Regions from separate parts of the Homo sapiens genome. Here region 1 is linked to region 2. A link is a contact called in ENCODE Hi-C or POLR2A ChIA-PET data. All regions are on one chromosome and are shown on one strand. The core of a region is the stretch at or near the end of the contact, and the rest is flanking DNA. Distances in the headings are between cores, read along the strand shown. Region 1 has its middle 94 kb from the start of GPAT3. Region 2 overlaps GPAT3 (glycerol-3-phosphate acyltransferase 3).

Evidence for each region. Hi-C counts contacts between places; a loop is a spot of excess contacts on that map. ChIA-PET counts read pairs that join two places held with the same protein, here RNA polymerase II (POLR2A). Pooled maps may share reads with other maps.
Region 1: a loop to region 2 is called in a map of K562, with 2.7 times the contacts of the local background. The contact joins two enhancer-like sites. A Hi-C loop is called at or near these places in 1 of 168 maps with a recorded cell type or tissue (K562), 1 of 37 single-sample maps with no recorded cell type and 7 of 50 pooled maps. POLR2A ChIA-PET finds 5 or more read pairs at or near these places in 2 of 52 experiments (AG04450 and GM12878).

What each region holds. Positions count from the first base shown.
Region 1 is chr4:83,628,860-83,631,727 of GRCh38, reverse strand. No RefSeq gene overlaps it. Among named protein-coding and RNA genes, the nearest start is that of GPAT3, 94 kb to the right of the region's middle. RefSeq lists an enhancer at 1,218-1,512 and a cis regulatory region at 1,113-1,836. Within about 2 kb of position 1,432, at least 13 of the 41 ENCODE cell types and tissues checked have a DNase peak (open chromatin) inside an H3K27ac peak, as active enhancers do.
Region 2 is chr4:83,550,576-83,553,757 of GRCh38, reverse strand. The region is part of intron 2 of GPAT3 (glycerol-3-phosphate acyltransferase 3); the gene reads right to left. Among named protein-coding and RNA genes, the nearest start is that of GPAT3, 16 kb to the right of the region's middle. RefSeq lists a silencer at 565-694. Within about 2 kb of position 1,582, at least 4 of the 41 ENCODE cell types and tissues checked have a DNase peak (open chromatin) inside an H3K27ac peak, as active enhancers do.

The DNA of each region.
Region 1 (2,868 bases), core at 183-2,682, 78 kb before region 2:
ATATTAAATATTGAATAATAAGTGTTTGGATTTTTTATTTTAAAAGTAAGGCTTTATTGGGGGAAAAAAGCTGCAAAGCAAGAGATTAGAAATATGGAAACAATCTGCAGGGGAATTCTTGTGTTTGGGATTCTTGTATGAAGGGAACTTAAAACCACACAGATTTTATGGGTGGAGGGGAATGAAAGCAACACACTCTATCTATTAATTTTTAAAACTCAGATCCTACCAAATTTCAGCCTTAGAACAGAGTTTCACACCACTTTACACTGAAAAATCTATCCCTCTTTGAATTGTAGGAAATCATTTATTTCTTTTTCCAAAAAAGAACTCTCAGCTAGTCTAGAGAGATAACACATTTGTTGTAGCCATAAATTTATTTGGAAGAACAACTGGGCTTTACACAGGCCATCTGGAGAAGACAAATGTTTCATGGAAGCATGTGGGAAATTTCACTGACAACATATGTAGCTAAATGAACTGTCTTTGGCATCGCCGAAAGGAGAAAATTCCATTACACACAAGGAAGGTATTTCAACAATCACCTCAAAGTAAATATACATTAATCTACTAATTTAACTAAAACATATGTAAGGTGAAGCTATGCTTCTCTTCCATGTACTGACAGCTAAACATACAGCCTCTGCAGAGGAGGCATTTGGTTCAACTCCACAGGGACACCTTTGAAATCACTGTATTCATCTGCACATGTTTAAAGAAATGTGTCTTCCTGAAACTCCCCCTTCCTCTGCACACCTTCCACTCCCCTGAACCCTTGTGTGATGTCATGGAAATGTGGAAGAATATTAGGTAGGGAATCAAGAGAGATAGTCCTACCCCTGTCACTAATTTAGAGACCTCAAACCAGCCACATAGCCATTTCATATAGTTTTATCACCTATAAAATGAAGGAATAATTACTTCTCTAGTTACATCACAGGGGTTTTGTGAAGACACTATTAACACCTCATATTAGGATAATAGTTTACAATTTGATATGTGTTTTAAACAGATTGTTTCATTTATGTCACAACTTTATCCCCATTTGATAGATAAGAAAATTAATGCTACATAAGGGAAACAGTAATTGCTACAATAAACAAAACAGTCAGCACTTAACACAATAGGGTTATTTCCTGCTCATGTAACTGTGTACTGAGGGTGTTCCTGGTCAGGGTGCAGTTTTCCTCCACGAAGTAATTGAGCCCTGGCTCCTTCTGTCTTGTGGCCCCACCAGATCCTACAGCCTTGGAGTCTCCTGCCTCAAGCTGGCAGACAGGCAGAGAGGTTGGAGAAAGCACACCTACTTTTTAACAACCTCATGCTGGAAGTGACCCAAATGACTTTCACTTACATCTCACTGGTGAGAACAGTCAATGCCTCCACCCAGATGTGAGGGGTATTGCGAAATGTAGGCTATCGCTGGGTGGCTGCTTCCCAGTGATAAAGCTGTTCTGTGGAAGAGGAAGCATAACTTTATGGTGAACAGTTAATCACCTCTGCCATGACAAAGCAGTTATGCTATTAACTCAAGGCCGCACAACTAGTAGATAGTCTATTAGCTATCTATTTCTGCATAGCAAATTACCATGAACTAAGTAACTTAAAATAACACACAGTCTGAGCCAGGAGTCTGGACACGGTTTAGCTGGGTTCTCTGCTTCAGAGTCTCACAACGCTGTAGTCAAGGTGTTGGCCTGGGCTAAGTTCTCATCTGAAGGCTTGCCTGGAGAAGAATCCATTTTCCCACTCAAATGGTTCTTGGCAACATTAAGTTCCTTGCAGTTATAAGATTCATGACAGCTTTCTTCTTCAAAATCAGTAACGGAGATGGTAGAGGGGGTGAGGGAGCAAGAGGCTCTGGAGTGATATATAATATAATGAAATTTTAAGGGCAGCATCTCTTCACCTTTGCTATAGTCTACTGATTAGAAGTAATTCACAGGTCTGCCTACAAGCAAGAGAAGAGGATTATATAAAAACATAAACACCAGGAGAGGAATCATGGGGGCCACCTTAAAGTTTGCCCATCACAATAAAAAACTCAAACCCAGACTTTCTGACTACAAATCCAATGTCCTTTCCATTTAATCGTTTGTCCATCTTTGGACTCCACAGTTCTAATCTGTAAAATGAAGATAATATTTGCATATAACATACCCAGTTATTATGAGGAACAAATAAAATAGTGGATGTGAATTCACTCTATAAGCTGTAAACTACTCTGTAAATTTAATAGTTTTTTATTTTTATTTTATCCCCTTGCCTATGATGTTTCCCTACTCTTCCTGACCATCTAAATCCTATTCTTCCTTCAAGGACCATCTCAATGCTACCTCCTCCATGAAGCATGTGTATCATTCGGGATGAGGTTCAAATGATGGCTCAAATAATTTTGAAGCCAAAGCTGATAATACAAATCCACAAAATCACTGAGGATCAAGACATCTTCCAGATCTCTAACCTAGAGTGTGGTCTCTATTCTGAAGGCCCAAGATGGCTACTAGAGCTCCAACCATCACATTTCCAAACCAGACAGCTAAAAAGAAAAAATATTTTTTATAGATACTTCCCAAAAGTCCTACTTAAGACTTGGATTCAAGTCCTTTTGACAAGAACTAAGTCCCATTCCTATACCTGGTTGCAACAGAGCCTGAAAAATACAGTTTCTAGTTGGGTATGCTAATATCTTGAATAAATGTAGGGTTCTGTTACTAAGACAGAGGAAGAGAATGAATTTGGAGAGAGTAAATAGTCTCAGCCATAAGACGTTTTTTATTTATTTATTTATTTATTTTTGAGACAGAGTCTTGCTCTGTCACCCAGGCTGCAGTACAACGGTACAATCTCAGCTCACTACAACCTCCG
Region 2 (3,182 bases), core at 333-2,832:
CTGACTATTTTTTGTAGTTTTTGTAGAGACAGGGTTTCACCATGTTGCCCAGGCTGGTCTTGAACCCCTGGGCTCAAGCAGTCCACCTGCCTCAGCCTCCCAAAGTGCTGGGATTACAGGCATGAGCCACCGTGCCCGGCCTCAAATAATCTTTGAATCTCAGTTCTCACTCAACTTTTTCAAACCTCCACAACTCTGAGATGCAGGTACCCTCTTCCAAGCTGCTGAGGGGTTTTGGACTAATGCAGCTAAATCACCAACCAGACCTTCAGCAGTCAGTGCTAGAGACAGAAAATTTTAAAACTGCTTAGTTACATTTTTTTTAACTAGTTTCACTGAAAATAGAGGTAAGGCATAGGAATACTATCCACGTTGTTACTACTATTCGAAAAGAAAAACAATCTAAAAAATAATTCAAGACATTTTATGAATGTCCTAGCTAGTTTCCTTAGATGGGAGCCTTCCTTTCTGTGATTCAAGGCTTAATTCCCTCTCTTCACACCCATCACTTCGCAATGCAGTTACAAGACCATAACTCTGATCTGACCTTTTACCTTCTCATTTCCTGCCAGAACCACTTCATCCTGCTCATTCATCAGTGGTCAAAGTTAAATGCTAAGTCATTTACTTTCAGAGGTTTAGAGCACTGCCTTAGTCACTTCAGGCTGCTATAACAGAGTGCCATAGCCTGGGTAGCTTACAAAAAACAGAAATTTATTTTCCCACAGGTCTGGAGGCTAGAAGTCCAAGATCAGGGGGCCAGTGGGGTCAGGTTCTGGTGAGGGCTCTCTTTCCGATTTCCAGATGGCTATCTTCTCACTGTGTCCTCACATGATGGAAGGGGCTAGACAACTCCCTGGGGCCCGTATTTATAAGGGCACTAATCCCACTCATTATGGCTCTACCTTCATGACTTAATTACCTCCCAAAGGCCCCACCTCCTAATACCATCACTTTGGGTGTTAGGATCAACATATCAACATATCAATTTGGGAAGGGGGGGACATAGACATTCAGTCCATAAAGCACAGTTATATGCCAGTCTCTAATCCACTTTAAGTAAAGCTCCCTCCAAAATAGACCAGTATATTCTCGTTAGATTATGAGGCAAAGTTTGAAGGAAGATTTCTTTGTCTGCTTTCTACCTTTCCTTAAGGAACCTGCCTCCTCTTCCACCATCTGCTAATCCTGCTGCTCATCTAAGCACCCCCACCTATGCCTTACTTTGTCATTCCATTCTTCCCAAATCAACCACCAAAAACTGTAGCATCAAATTCTGCTCCTTCAAGGGCCTATTTGTTAGAAAACTAAAATCATGCTAACGATAGTGGGGACCAATACACTAATGCATTCTTCTCTAGGAGCAGTGATTCACAAATGAGCAGGGGTGGGGTGAGGGAAGGAGAGAGAAGTGCCCCCAGGGGACAACTGGCAATGTCTGCACACATTGTTGGTTGTCACGAATGGGAGTGTGCTACTGTCTGTCATCTACTGGGTAGAGGCCAGAGATGCTGCTGAACATCTCACATTGTACAGGACTGTTGCCCACGACAAAGAATTACCCAATCCAAAGTATCAGTAGTGCTGAGGTTGAGAAAGCCAGCTCTAAGAGGTAATGTATTTTTATTAAAAACTCCTTTGTTCCATAGGTTTCAGTTTAAATTCCAGGCACTGGTCAGGCTGAATGGAGCTGTGTTTTGGAGCAGATAACCATCAAATCACATCCCAAGAAGGTACCTATCTTCCATTCATATATAACTAGTTCTAACTGTCAGAATAAACATTAGCTGAATGACTACTGATGTTTTATTTGGTTGGGGTTTTCTCTTTTTTATGTTTACAATATAAATGTAACCCCCCAAAGATGAGTTTAACAAGAAAAAAAATACTCATTGTCATATTTGCTTCAGATAGATAGATAGATAGATAGATAGATAGATAGATTTTTTTTTTTTTTTTTTTTTCCGAGATGGAGTCTCACTCTGTCTCCCAGGCTGGAGTGCAGTGGTGCAATCTCGGCTCACTACAACCTCTGCCTCCCAGGTTCAAGCGATTCTCCTGCCTCAGCCTCCTGAGTAGCTGAGACTATAGGGGCGCACCACCACGCCCAGTTAATTTTCGTATTTTTAGTAGAGACCGGGTTTCACCATGTTGGCCAGGATGGTCTCGATTTCTTGACCTCGTGATCCGCCCGCCTCAGCCTCCCAAAGTGCTGGGATTACAGGCATGAGCCACTGCGCCCAGCCCAGGTATATTTTAAAGAAAAAAAATTATAAATACAGTTAAAGCCCCTCCTCACCACCTCTTGCTCTCCCTCCTGAAGATAACCTGTCCCAGCCAGGCGCAATATACTGCCCTATAGTATATATAATTTCCATGCATATATTATATATTCACATAAATGTATAGTATCTATTTGTGATTCTAAATTTTAAATAAATGTTATTATACTATATATTTTCTTTTCTCTCAATATGGTTTGAAATTCATCTCCTTTTTCTTTCCATGTAAGTCCAGTTAATTCAGTTTAACTGCTGTACAGTATAAATAAATCAGCTTACATATTAACTTTCCTCCTGATGGATTGTCTCCACATTTTCACTGGTTGTAAACACTTGTAACAAGTCACCTAATACATATATGCTGAGGCTCTGGGTACATTTGATATTTTAGGAGATATAGAATTGTTGGGTTGTCGTGTAATTTTCTGGTCTTTAACTTTCCTAAGTATTGCCAAATTGCTCTCCAAAGTGATTGAACTAAATTTTTATAATATTGTACGTAAAAGAAATACAGATGACTAACCTAACAATCAAACTTTTGCCTTCTACAGAGCTATGTTAAGATGTAAAGATTAAAATGCACAGTACTCTAGTGAGTTTTATCAGAATCAGTTGCTATTAAGTAATTTTTGTTCCAAGAAATAAAACTGCACCCCTGCCCCCACAAAAAACTTTCATATTTCCAACTTAAAGCACTGCAAAAAATTAAAAAATAAATGTTTTTGTGAACCATGACTGAAATTCATTTCAAACAAATCAATTATAAAGACATTTTGAGACTGTTAGGGAAATCTAAATATGGACAATATATTAGATGATATTAAGAAATTATTGTTTGCTAAAGGGATAATAGCATTGTGGTTATTTGAAAAAGTCCTTTATGCATTAAAAGACATGAGA